Linked DNA regions of Homo sapiens: region 1 is linked to region 2. A link is a loop called in an ENCODE intact Hi-C map of the cell type or tissue named here. Cell type or tissue: PC-3. All regions are shown on one strand. Links, peaks and the distances in the headings refer to the core of each region. The heading gives the core; the rest is flanking DNA.

Evidence for each region. A loop is a pair of places that touch in the nucleus more often than their neighbours do. Peaks named below come from ENCODE experiments on the same cell type or tissue, not always from the same donor. Only the 100,000 strongest peaks of a DNase experiment are listed, where the experiment ranks them.
Region 1: it touches region 2 in a loop (2.7-fold over the local background); 1 of 110 quality-filtered maps calls a loop at or near these places.

The regions. Positions count from the first base shown.
Region 1 is chr7:120,710,433-120,718,539 of GRCh38, forward strand. The region is part of intron 1 of KCND2 (potassium voltage-gated channel subfamily D member 2); the gene reads left to right. Among named protein-coding and RNA genes, the nearest start is that of TSPAN12, 140 kb to the right of the region's middle. In PC-3, for the core only: no CTCF peak of the experiment used is centred there; no DNase peak of the experiment used is centred there.
Region 2 is chr7:120,404,686-120,410,972 of GRCh38, forward strand. All of the region lies in intron 1 of KCND2 (potassium voltage-gated channel subfamily D member 2), which reads left to right. Among named protein-coding and RNA genes, the nearest start is that of KCND2, 130 kb to the left of the region's middle. In PC-3, for the core only: no CTCF peak of the experiment used is centred there; a DNase peak (open chromatin) is centred at 2,536; H3K27ac peaks cover 835 bases.

The DNA of each region.
Region 1 (8,107 bases), core at 1,568-6,567, 310 kb after region 2:
ATATAGCTGCAAATATTTTAGCCAGGAGAAGAACCTTGTACTCTTCAGCCTGTTTTGAAGAATGAGACAATCAAACAAGGTCAATATCTTCACTGTCCTTTGAGTCTGGGTTCATTTTCCATTTTTTCCCCAGTTTCTCCTGACATAATCCCAGTTCAGAAAGCATATGTTCTAGCAATTATACTAAAGTTTATCTTATTTACCATCACAGTTTGGAATTGTCCTGGCCTAAGGAGCCAATCTAAGGTTGGTACTTAGATTGTATAAAAAAAAATTAAACAAGTTTTTAGGTCTGTTTGACAGATGAGAAAACCTAGTCTTATAAACGTTGAGGAACTCACATAGCTAATCAATGGCAGCATTATAATTTGCACCCAGGGCTGGCAAAGCATGCATTCATACCCAATTCATTCTCGATAAGCTCACTAAAGCCAAAGATAATGTCTGTATGCTTTGACCAAACTAGAACTATTATATCTTTTTTATAATTTTCATTAGTCATTTAGCTCCAGTATATTCGTATGCCCTTGATTATACATTTTTATTCTGTATACATTGTTTCTTATATATTTTCTACTTTTCTTCCACAATTTATTTGGTGATATAAAATATACAAGTGTATTTTCTTAAATTACATTACAATTAGAACTATGCATATGACACAAAAATACGAAATGTAGATGATATATATTTTATATACATTTGTTACATAATATAAACATGATTAAATAAAAGATGACAAATTAGATTTATGAATTGTGTGAGAGATGTCATATCTCACATAAAGACACTGAATTTAGCATTTGATCAAAAATTCAAAGATACAGATTTCATCAGTACAGTCCTTATACACATTTAAATTTCTGAGTGTATATTTTGCATTCTATGTAATATTTATTATTTATTCAGTAAAACCAAAGATTAGTATATGCAAAGCAATGAATTCAACATTGTATTTGCAATGACTTGCATTCCCTTTACAAAGATGCTTAAAGCAGTTTAACATCTGATAGCTATGAAGATGAACTTTTTCAAACTTAAGAAATTCTAGAGGCCCACGTTGAAAGATAATATATTCCCTTATGAAAACAAGTAGAACTAAATAGGCGATGGAGAATGTTAAGCTAGAAAGGGGACCCAGAGGGCTCCCTACATTGAATCACATGAGGATATACCCGTTCTTGTAATTGAAGACTTGACATTAATTATTTGTATTTCTTTATGAACAAGTAAAAGGCTTTAAATAGTTTTTGTAATTTATAGAAGTTCTGTTCAGGTTTAGTTGATAAAATATTCTGGTTCTATTCCTTGAGATTTCAGTTTCTGAGCAACAGCAGTTCAAAAATGATTTGTAAGATTGAGTTTATTTTTTATTTTAATGTAAGGGTTCACCAAAGTCCATATTTATAGTTAGAATCATAATTTATTTAAATACTGGGTGATAATCAGGCAAGTCAATAAATGAACAAATCAAAATACACAGGCTAAAGTGAGTAGTAAAAGAGCTTATTGTGTAACAAAGACTAAATAATTTAAAGCAAAATTAAGGTGAGTACTATGCTTCATTCAATAGTTGATGTCTCAGGTGCTTCCTTCCAATTTAAAAGATGAAGAGGAGCTGACTTGATCGGTCCTAGCTGATGTTCCTTGTCCTACCTTCTGTCAATATGAACCACAAAAGCACTGAAATAAGAAAGCTTTTTTTTTTTTTTTGTCGTGGTACGTCTAATTCTTACATGTATCTGAAGAGTCTATTTAATTCATAAAACTTCTATTTTGTGGGTTTTCTTTGAATTTTGGATATCTGAATTTTTTTTTTTTTTTTTTTTTTTTTTTTTTTTTTTTTTTTGAGATGGGGTCTTGCTCTTTCACCCAGGCTGGAGTGCAGTGGCGTGATCTTGGCTCACTGCAACCTCTGCCTCCCCAGTTCAAGTGATTCTCCTGCCTCAGCTTCCCAAGTAGCTGGGATTATAGGTGCCCGCTACCACGCCCATTTTTTTTTTTCTCCAGTAGAGGCAGGGTTTCACCATGTTGCCTTGGCTGATCTTGAACTCCTGACCTCAGGTGATCCACCTGCCTTGGCCTCCCAAAGTGCTGGGATTATAGGCATGATCCACTGCGCCTGGCCTGAAATGTGCTTTTTGATTTAGTTTTGTAGTGTAAGAGGAATACAAATGAATAAAAGACTAATAGATAAGGAGAACAGACAAATGTCCATAATGAAAAGTGCAAAACATGTCCATCTAAGAGAATAAATTTTATTTGGTTTTAAAATAGAAGGAAACGAAAAGAAATAGTAATCTTAAATTAGAAGTTCAAAAATCAGCTACAGGTTTCTGAAGTGATGGCTCAGCCTAAATTTTCTGAACAAATGTGTAACCTATCCCGATTTCCTTCTTGAAAGACTTATTTTCATCTGCAAGGTCCAGAATGCCTGGGTACGATTTAAGCTCTGCCATTAATAAGCATGCACAACACCTGTAGATGTAGTCTTATTTATAAATAGGATCATAAGACTGCATATCAGCTCTTTTAAAAATGTGAGGTCATGCCCACGTAGCCCTTGTCACCTCTCCTGTGATTATCCCTGCAAGAATTTAGCCTTGCTAAGCCTCCTTTCCCTTACCTGTAATAAAGGTGTAATATTAATAGCCACCTCATTGTGAGGTTACGAACTTATTATAAATGTATTTTTCCATATAAGGTTCTTAGCATAGTGTCCAATAAATGTTATTTATTGTTTAGCCAAGGAGGACTAAAGCTCAGCCCTTTATAAGAGAAGCTCCTAGGAAGTCCATGAACCTTCATGCACCAACTCAGCCTCCAAGAGCAGAGTCTGCCTGGATCTGAATAGGACACTTTGGTGTAATAATCTCCATCACGAACTGGGAAGTAGGAAGTGAATATTCGTATCTCCACATTCCACACATAGGAAACCATCTTAAATAAGCTAGATTATTGAGTACAATGTCACATGGCTAGCAGGAGACAGAGCTGAACTTGACCACAGGTCTTCTGATTTCATGTCTTGCCAAATGAGAAAAACTCACAGTCATGTTCCTTCAAATAAAATGTCATCAACTGTGAAACAGTAGGAAAGAGCTACTCTAGTGTTCAGCAATCAGTAGCAGTAGGCTACTTTTCTTAGCAAAATTCAAGCAGGGCATAAATCTGGGCAAATATGACATCAGAGGTGGACATGAATAGTGACAAGTGCCTCCACGTAAAACCGCCACTCAAATGATCCTGTTATCTTTTGCTAATCTGCAATTTAGTTGTATCAGATTTTTCCTGAAACAAACTAAAGTAACAACTGGGACTTGTAGATCTCACTGTCATTGAGAGGATTTGCTGTCATATTAGTTATGTGAGTTAGTCTTAAATGTGAGGGTATGGATTTTGGAAATTCTGGATTGTTTTGACATACTAGTCTTGTTTTGGTTTGGCTTAATTTTTCTGGAATATCAGAAGCAAATTCAGATATAGCAGATACAAACAAGCTCAGTAATAATATTGGCTTTGTGATAAACATTTTTCTCTTTGCAATAATTTATTCAAGAAGGGCTAATGAGTAAAGAAATATTTTGCTCACTGGAGGATACCATATCTTTTACAGTGCCCAGTTGAGCACATCAATTATTATTTAATCTCTAATGATAATCGATATACAATTAATATAAGAAAATCAAACATTTGCTATATAATTCAGTTCTACAGTGCCTCAGTCTCCCTTAAGAAGCTCGCTTATTTTCTTCCTAAAGTAAACATCTTTTTATGTGCTTCCATTGAGAATGCTACTAAGATGTTCAATCATTGGAAATTTTAATTTCCCAGCTAAAGTTGGTGAGATAAACCTTTCTTTAGATAAGTAAGTTTTGACAAAAAAAAATAAATTACTGCTTCTATCTGATTGTGCAAGTAAAAAATAAGTTGGTTGTATAGAACACAATGAAACTAACATATAAAAAGCATTCAACTATAATTTGTAGATTACTTTGTATGAATGAGCATTGCAGAATGAGCCAATATTGTGTTTGCAAATATCTCTCCACAGAAACAACAAATCTTTGCACTTTTTTCAGCAGTGTATATTAATTTAGAATAATAAAACATCAGCACTATTCAGATATCTGCTCTTTCTATGTCATATTCTTTGCTCACATTTAATATTTATGTCATTTACCTTCCCCTGGGGTGACAATGGCATAATGAAATAGAACATAAAATTAGAAAATCTCTTTACGGTAGCATTCCTATCCTTTGGGAGTCAAGACATCCTTCTTTTCTTGTTTTCATTTTATAACATGCAGCCATTCCTAATTAGAGAACAGAACACCATATATATATGACAAGTGCCTCCACATAAACCCTCCATTCAAATGATCCTGTTATCTTTTGCTAATCTGAAATTTAGTTGTATCGGGTATATATATATATATAATACCCACACACACTTTTCAAGTTAATTAAATAAAATTTAAATCACAGAATAACTTGTTGAAATACTAAATATACTGGGATATCAGAAATTAGTGATTGAGAATCAAGCACTTACATTCTAAAGATAGTGTAGACCAAATACCCCACGTATACCTCTCACTCATTTCTCTGACTTCCCTTGGCATTCACCTTCATTAGAGAAAGAGTACAGCCTTTGCCGATCAAAGTTGATTACAGAGACTCTTGGCTGGTAAAGGCAGTTACTTTGGATGACTCACATCTTTCTGCTTGCACATGGCAGGGATTTGGCACAGTTTTTACAGTAAGACTGTTTCTGTCATCCCCAAGATTTTTCTTTTTCTTTTTAGAAATGTTAAGATTAATTCCGAAAAAAAAATATGATAGTTGTGTAACCATGTAAGGTAAGTCATTGCTCAAGGGTAGTCCTGCCCTTCTAATACTACTTAGGCTTTAAATATCCAATTTATGAAAGAATAAGAAATATTGCTACACTAACCTATTTACTTCATGTTAATAACAACTTCTGGGTGTTCTTCTTATCTGCATCCATTACTCCATGATAATGAGATGCTCCTGCTCTCAGAAGATATTACATCTGAAGGGTGGATGTTCCGTATATAAAGGCACAAACACAGCTAAAACAAAATCATTACATTTATTTTCAAAGTCATTATGTTAGGACCCCAGAATTACTGTTACTGCAAAATTATGTTGGTTTTTGAGCAAGAAAATTGAGAAATTATTCAACCTAGCCATCCCACTACTGAACAGTACATCACACATATCATGAGAAAGATAAAGATCTTAAAGTTAACACATCACCACAGTTCTACATCCTTTTTAATTGATGGTATTATGTTTGAGTAGGTATAGAGTGACAACACTTTATAGGACTCAAAATATTTTCTGACTTGATATTAAAGCCAACATGCAGCTTCCCATGTGAGTTCTCTACTCTTTCCTGAAAACCAGCTGTAGACTTGTTTGACTTGTTTCATTAATTACAAATGAGGGAGTTTAACTTGTATCAGTACCTAAACAATCAAGTTAAAATGACAATTACTTCTTTTTTTAATGTGAAATTTTTGTTCACGCTCACTCAGACAAATAATTAGCTAAGAGAGTTTTTACTTTTTTACTCGGTAAGGCTAAGCCAAATTCCACTTAAGATTATCATATTTCTAGGCTAGCAAAAGCTCATAATTACCTAGTTCACTCTTGTGTCAAATCTTCCATAATCTTTTGGGATGTTTCAATAAGAAAGCCTCACTAAGGTAAAGGAAAAACTTTTTTCCACATTTTATTCCTTCTAAACTGTAAAATAATTAGCAATATACTATGTATAAGCAGTAAATCAAAAAAATGAATAAAATTAGAAAGTTATATAAAAATTGCTTTTTCTGATTTTATTTCATAGAGTTTAATTTAAGAAAAAAAATGGCCACTTATGACTTTCCTACATTAATCTGTTTATTAGGTTCTTTGCTCTCTTCTCCACACAGAGGGAGGTTTATAAATGCATATTGACATGCCCACTGTAGGCTTGTGCGGAAAGGAGAATTAATCCTCCATTGTGTAGCAGTCAACTCCTATTTAGTGGTTTGTCTGCTAAGATCAATACAGGGTCTCTAAGGCATAATGGCTGGCTCCTTTCACTCTTGCTAGACAAACAAATACCCCTTTTAAAAAAGTCAGTTCACGAAGAAGAAAAATAAAAGCTTTTTCTAGGCATAACCAGCCCTGGCTAAAACTTTTCAATAGCCTCAAGTTTGGATTTCAGTGCCCCAGTCTTCATTTCTAGGCCCTTTTCCCTTCTTTAAATGTGACTGCTCTTCAGTCTCTCCCAATTAAAACCTGTCTTCAAGAAATAATTTGATATACATATTTAATCCCAAAGAGATGCCTGTATGAATTCAAAGTCTTAATATGCTACAATTCTCAGGAATACAGCAGTCCCCCATTATCTGAGGGAGATATGCTCCAAGATCCCCGGTGGATGCCTCAAACCAAGGATGGTACTGAACTCAATATTTTTTTTCTATACATATATATCTATGATAAAGTTTAATTTATAAGTTGAGCACAGTAAAATATTAATGACAGTAATTAATAATGAAATAGAAAAATTATAACTATATGTTGTAGCAAACATGGTTTTTCTCCCTCGTAATATCTCATTATACTCTACTCTTCTTCCTCAAGCAATGATGTGAGATGATAAAATACCTACATCATGAGATGAAATGAGGTGACTAACGTAGGCATTGTGACTTAGCATTAGGCTACTATTGACCTTCTAGCAATCATCAGAAGGAGGATCAAATGCTTCGAGTGATCCTGGATCATGAAACCATGACGATGTCAATGGTTTGATGTCAGGAGCAGACAATGTCAATGACTACTGGGCAGGTAGCATATACAGTGTGGATACGCAGGACAGAAGGTTAATTCATGACTCAGGCAGGACAAGTGGGGCAGGGTGACATTTCATCATTCTATTTAGAAGTGCACGTTCCTTAAAACTTATGAATTGTTTACTTTTGGAATTTTCCATTCAATGTTTTTGAACCACAGTTGACATTGAGTAGCTGGAACTATGGAAAGCAAAACAGTAGATAAGAGAGGATACTGTAACTTTGACAAAGAAAAGACTTCTTAGGCAGAATTAGTCTCTGTGGAATTTATGTAATACATGTAGGCATTTGAGACATGGAGTTGAAAGCAAACCATTTCAGTATCATCATAGACAGCAACTTACTCCACCTACTTGTAAGATTATCCTGCAGCTAGGAGGTGCCTGGACGCCTCTTAAAAACCACATCTCTTCTATTTACTGCTTGGCTAACTTCTTTTTATTCCTCTAGATTCAGTTCAAATCTTGCCTCCTTATGGAAGTACTTCCCAAGTACACTCAATTCCCAAGGAATCCTACCATCATTTCTATTATTGCAGTTATTACTCTCAAATGTTATTTTCTGTTTGTCTCTCTCTCCTAGAGGTCACTAACAGCAAGAACTGCTGCTGTTAATTTGTGCCTTTCCACACTTAGCACAGTGTTTGGAGCATAATACCTTCTCCTTCTCCCCCCTGCACCAATATTACATAAGTGGTAGGCAGCAACCAGGGCAGTCAGCTCATTCTCCCTTTCATCTTCTGTCCACCTGTTGAAGGCAGGCATCCAGTAATGGTGGAGAGAGGCAGTGATAGGAAGGAGGCAGATGAGCTAATAGTCAGAGATGCCTCTTTTCACTTACCCCAAAGATGTATTTACTAAAATCGAGAAGCATGAAATGTTTGAAGAAATACATTTTACAGTACCAATGTTTTGTTGAGTGGTTTCAAACTCTTCTAGAAGGAACAGCACAACGCTTAACCTTTCCAAAGTGAGTTGATTACACAATGATTGTTCCTTCAAAGTCAGACTTTGGCCAACTACATACGGCCCACAGGTCAAATGTGGCCCATCTCCTGCTTTTCTACTGCTTACAGGCTTAGAAGAGCTTTTAAATATTTAAATGGTTAGGAAAAAAATCATGTTTCTTGACATGCAAAATTAGTATAAAAATCAAATTTCAGTGTCCCTCCATAAGGTTTTATTGGATTACACTGACTCTTGTTCATTTATGGATTATCTAGGCTTGTTTTT
Region 2 (6,287 bases), core at 5-5,004:
TTAACCTTTCTTAGATTCATTTTTGATATGTGTGATAGAGGATGAAAATTCTAGGATTCTCTTTGATTAGCACTGATTTTTGGGGGGGGACCTTTGTGAATTTGTCTTTTGTAGCTCCTCCTCCTTCCTTCCCTTTCTTCTCTTTCACAAATATTGATGGAGCAAATAACAAATGCCCTGTATCATAATGGGCATTGCAGATAAAATCAGGCACCTCATTTTATATATGTAAAGATAGATAATATAATTACCATACACAAGTAGATTCAGTCACTCCAAAGTTACATTTGACTCTATAGAAAATCCCTTTGGGAATGAATTTAACAAAGTCTGGATGCTGTTGTTTATTTGCAGTTAACAAGATAATGAAGAAAAATTGTCAGATTTGTGATTTAAGTACTTCCATTTATATTTTATGAATTATCTTAAGGAAGCAAAAGATCTACATTTTTTTTCAAAGGGGCCAGAATTAAAAATGTCCAGTACAGGTTTAGTCTTTTAAAAGCCAATGCAAGTAATAAAGGTTGTGTTAAATTAAGTCCAGTCCATCATTCGTCATTTTCAATTTTAAAGCTAACATTTACCATGTGCTAGTTCAAGCCAACTTTACAAAGCCTGTCACTGTGATATCTAATGTGGTGAATCCCACTTGAGTTTCTAATGTCTTCTCCTGACATTTCTTCAGGAGTGACTGATAGTGCCACAGGTCCAGATGGACTGAATAGTGGGGATTGATACTGATACAAATGAAGCTTAGAAACAAGAAAGAGTTATGGAAAACACATCTTAGTGAAAGATCATGTCTTATTCTGATGACTTGTTTAAAATACAACATAATTTTTCCATGATGTTAGAGAGATAACACATTTCCATGTATATTTCCATAAATGTTTCAAGTAAAAATGGGTAAATAAGCACTAAAAGATATCATTCACATGCACACAGTTATAAGGTTATATCTGCAAAATTTATAACTATAGATATCACATCAAAATCAAAATTAAGAGAACAGATATTTTTAAAAACCTTCTTGTTTGTCAGGTGGTTACTGAACTACTTGTCATCATAGGACTAATTTGTCTTTCTAAAGGTAAAATCATGACAGATATTAAGTGTAGAATGAAGGTAGGAGTATTCAATACATTTTGTGGTATTGGTTTAGACACCAGGAAAGCTCCTGGGAAAATTCCATATGCTAGTGAAACTATAAATTGCATTGAGTGTTTATTGGTTTCTGTCATGGTATAGTAGGTATTGGTTAGTGATTTTTTTAAAAAGGAAAATTCATTTGTTTGTAGCTTTCATTTCTCAGTTATGTGTTTTCAGGAAGGTGCATTTGTCTTATGAAGGTGGTATAAAGGAACTACTTTAGAATTCAGTTCTCATCACAAACAAATATCTTAATGTAATATATTTATTTTTTCCCAGGGAAGCCAGAGAGGCATATGATATCTGGTGAATAACTATGGCCTACCAATCGTTAAATAAAATGGACACAATTTACTTTTACTTCTTGAAAAAAATTTTCCCCATCAAAAGGATCATTAATTCAAATAAAATTCAAAGTGGTGTATTTAAAATACACACTTTTCTTCTAGTAATCTCAAAATCAACCTGGTTTGTACAACATAAAAGATGTAAACTCTCAATCATATGAAATTTTCTTTCACTGCATTAATATTCAGTGAAGCTTGTGATTTTAGCAAATCTCTTCTGCTGGTTTAGAGGGAACAACAAAATATCAGGCTTTTAGGGTGTGCTTCCAATACTGCCCTGGGTAGACATGGGGAGAATTCAGGTCATAGAATTTAATGACTTTTTTTCAAAAGCAAAACACATGCACACTAATAATTTAAATAACCTTTCTTGTCAACAATAGAAATATGTAACACAGCAATAGCTGATTAATAGCAAAATTAATGGTGTAGGCAATAATTGCTAAAGGAGTTCACAAGAAAAGATTGCTTTACTGGAGAGGTGAGATACACATTAATGCAAAGTTAGGAATTGAGCTGAGAAATGAAGAATGGAAACAGGGCAGGAAAGTCATTCTAGGATTAAGAAGTGTGAGAAATGCCCACAGCTAAGGCAGAGGGATAAGAAAGTAAAATGATCGTTTTTAAGATAAGAATGAGCATGGCTATATGAAGGGTATCTGTATAGAGTAGAAAAACTAGAAAATTAGCTTAGAGTCAGGATATGATGACTTTTGAATGCCTGGCTATGTGATTTTGTCTTTATCTCTTAAATCAGAATTTCACAGAGCACAGTCTTCAAAACAGTAGTTTCATAAGATGTGATAGCTATTCCTCGGGGATGCAGTAAGGGCGTGAGTGAGATTTTGAAGTTCAAATATATTTGGGAAATTCTCAATGAAAAAAAAAATTTCCTATAATACACCTTCATGGCGCTATGGTTGTATTAATGTGCATTGTGAAACTCCAAGAGGAAGACAGAGACCAGATGAACCCCCAAACACATTTGAATGTGAAATGTTTTTCCCGTGAATCATCCCACAGCGTAGATGTGTACATAGAACAAAACTTAGGAAATACTGTTTTTTTTGTCGCTGTTGAGCAGGAAGGTGAAGAAGTTTTATTGGCTCTATTGTGTGCCAACAGTTTATTAGAGAGTAAGAATGTAGAGATACATAAGAAGTACACATTATCTTGAAAGAGCTCATAGTGTAGTTATAAACAAACCCCCCAAAAGTGTGACAGCACTTCATGCATGCAATAATAAGACTCCAAAGGGAGAGGCAGGCATACTGTAGTGTTTAGGCACATGGACTTTGGATCCAGACCACTGATGCTTGAATTTTGGTTCCATCACTAACCAGCTATGTGGTATTGGATAATATACTCTCCTTTCTGTGCCTCAGTTTTTTCACCTGTAAAATGGACAAACTAAGACCAACTCCAGATGGTTACTATAAAGTTTATAATGCATATAAAGCATGTTAACAGTCTGGTATGTAATAACTTCTATGTAAATATTCAGTTATTATGTAGTATAAAAACTTTATAATATAAAAATATAATAATATAATATAGAAACCTTATAAAATTGTAATCATATTATAAAAACATTAACATATAAAAACATAAATGCCTTCATGTCTTCCAGAAATATGAAATAATTCTACATTTCTCAAACATACTATATGAAGAGTTAAGAGATGAAAGATGAGGCTGGAGAGATGTAGATGTTTTACTGAAAAGTTTGCACTTTATTGTGTAGGTGAAGAGGAGTCAAGGAATGATTCTAGGAAGAAAATCATGATCAGATTTATAATTTCAAAAAGTTATTCTGGTGACAAGCGAAGAGGCTCTTGCTCTTGCAACACATGTTTAAGAAATGGGGGCCTGTACCAAGGCTGAGTCAGGTAAAATGGAGAGAAAATATCTAGTCCAAAAATATTTAGGGAATATAATTATAAACCCATGATGATTGAAGGGATGCGAAGGAGAAGGAAGAATTGAGAATACATGTTGAGTTTGTAGCTCGAAATACTAAATGAAAAATATCATCACTAATCAATTTTGGAGAACAAAAGAGGAGCAGAATGAGATGTGGGTTAGGAACAGTGCAGGAAGACGAACAGTAAGATTAAATTGTTGTCCTTTCAAGTTTGAGGTCCTAATGGTACATACAGGGGGATCTACCTAAGAGATAATTCAGACATATATCTCGAGCCATGGAGCAAGATTTTATTATAGCTAGAGGTAAAGATTGGTAAGTCACTACTATACCACAACATATAACATGTAAAGACAGGGGAAATGATGAGAATGCCTACACAGACCATATACTCAAGACAGGAGGAACAGCAAGGGTATGATCTGAGAAAAAGAAATACACAACAAAAAGTTTAAGACTCGAATTATGCAAATGGTGTTTTGGAAGTTGTCGTATGCTCTATTAATGTTCAATTCAAAATGGGACTTCCATTGTTCCCTCAGGAGTCATTGTGATCAACACTCCCCTGCCCCCCAACAGACACACACACATGTGCACATACACACACATACACACAGAATCCAATGTTCTTACTTATTGACGGACAGAATCAGAGACAGGGTACTCTTTTTCCCTCCTTCTTGACATTATTATATAGATTTGTTTCTTCAAATAATTCCATAGTACATATTTGAAGACCACTATCTACCAAACACGGTGACTTGAATATGCAATATGTGGAGTATTTAAATTACATGATATGAGCGCAAAAATACCTTAAGGAGAAAAAGGTATTAGAAAAAAAGAGACAATGATATGTCAAGTATTACTCTGTACATGTTTCTTAAGAAGGAGGGAGGCTGGAAGGTCACGCTAAGAGCAAATGCACATGCTGCTCTTTCTATGTAAGTCTCAGGGTCATTGCTACATATTTTAATAAGACCAAGGAAACATATGTGATTTATTCCAATTTGGAAAACAGAATGCTGCTGGGAAATGATGTGGCATAGTGGAACAAGGCGTTGGTGTCAGAGAGATCTTAGTTGGCTTTATAGCATCATCCCTTTCTTGGTAAAGAACTTTGGAAAAGATATTTAACCACTGTGTGCCCCTATTCCTTCATATGAAAAAAGATACAATGTAATATTCACCTCAGATTGTTTATCAATTTACTAGCTGATGATCATTTGGCTATTATGTTATATACTATGGCTCTATGAACATTGATAAACATTTTTGTAGACATATTCATATTTTTCTTCATAAAATATCTGTTTGAGATTGCTAGATAATATACAAATGTTTAACTCTATAAGAAGGTGCCAAACCACTTTCCCAAATTTTTTGCCGCATTTTGCATTTCTGCCAACAATGTATGAGAGTCTAGTTGCTGTAACATCCTTGCCCAAATTTGCTGTGGTCAACTTTTGTACTTTGAGTCTAAAGGACGTGTAGTGATCTTTCATTGTGGTTTTAATGTGTGTTTCTCTTATGATTAAAAAATGTAAGCATCTTTTCATGTTTTTTGGCCATACTTTTTTTTTGGTCAAAATTATGTTTAATCTTTTGACCATTTATTTGATTGGGTTGTTTGCCTTATAATTATTCAGTTGTATGAGTTCTTCATGTATTCTAGATACAAGTTCTTGTTCTTTATCTAATACATGTTCTGCAAATATTTTCTCCATCTGTGGCTTGCTTTTCATCTTCTTAACAAAGTCTTCCTAAGACAAAATTTAAAAATTTTGATCAACTACAGTTTATCATTTTTTGTTTCAAAATTTTTGCTTTTTAATCTTATTTTGGAAGTGTTTACCTTATCCAAAGTCACATAAATCTATGTTTTTCATAATTTTTTGATCTTGGCTCTTATGTTTAAGTTTATACTTCATTTATAGTTATTTTTATGTGATATGAGATAAAAAGTCAAGGTTTATTATTATTCCTTTTTGCACATGGATATTACATCCAACTATTGTAGTGACAGTTGTTGAAAAGATCATCTTTTTTTATTAAGCATACATTTGCCATTTGTTGAAAATCAACTGACCAAATGTATATTGGTCAATTTTCAAACTCTGTATTGTTTTCCATCAGTCTATATGCCTGTCTTTATGACAACATCACACTATTTTTACAATGTAGCATTATGTTATGTCTTTAAATGAAATAATGTAATTTCTCTAATTATGTTCTTATTGTTTAAAATTCTTTTTTGGCTATTATAGGTTCTTTGGGTCCATGTAAATTTTAGAATCAGTTTGTCAATTTCTATAAAAATATGTTGAAATTTTAATTGAGATTTTATTAAATATGTAGATCACCAATAGTAGTATCTTCATAATAGTGTGTCGTCTAATCCACGAATATGGTATATCTCTACATTTATTTATGTCTTCTTTAATTCTTTTTCTTATTATACTTTAAGTTCTAGGATACATAAGCACAACGTGCAGGTTTGTTACATATGTATACATGTGCCATATTGGTGTACTGCACCCATTAACTCATCATTTACATTAGGTATATCTCCTAATGCTCTCCCACCCCCCTCCCCCTACCCCACAACAGGCCCTAGTGTGTGATGTTCCCCATCCTGTATCCAAGTCTTCTCACTGTTCAATTCCCACCTATGAGTAATAACATGTAGTGTCTGGTTTTCTGTCCTTGTAATAGTTTGCTCCAAATGATGGTTTCCAGCTTCATCCATGTCCCTACAGAGGACATGAACTCATCCTTTTTTATGGCTGCATAGCATTCCATGGTGTATATGTGCCACATTTTCTTAATCCAGATTATCAATGATGGACATTCGGGTTGGTTCCAAG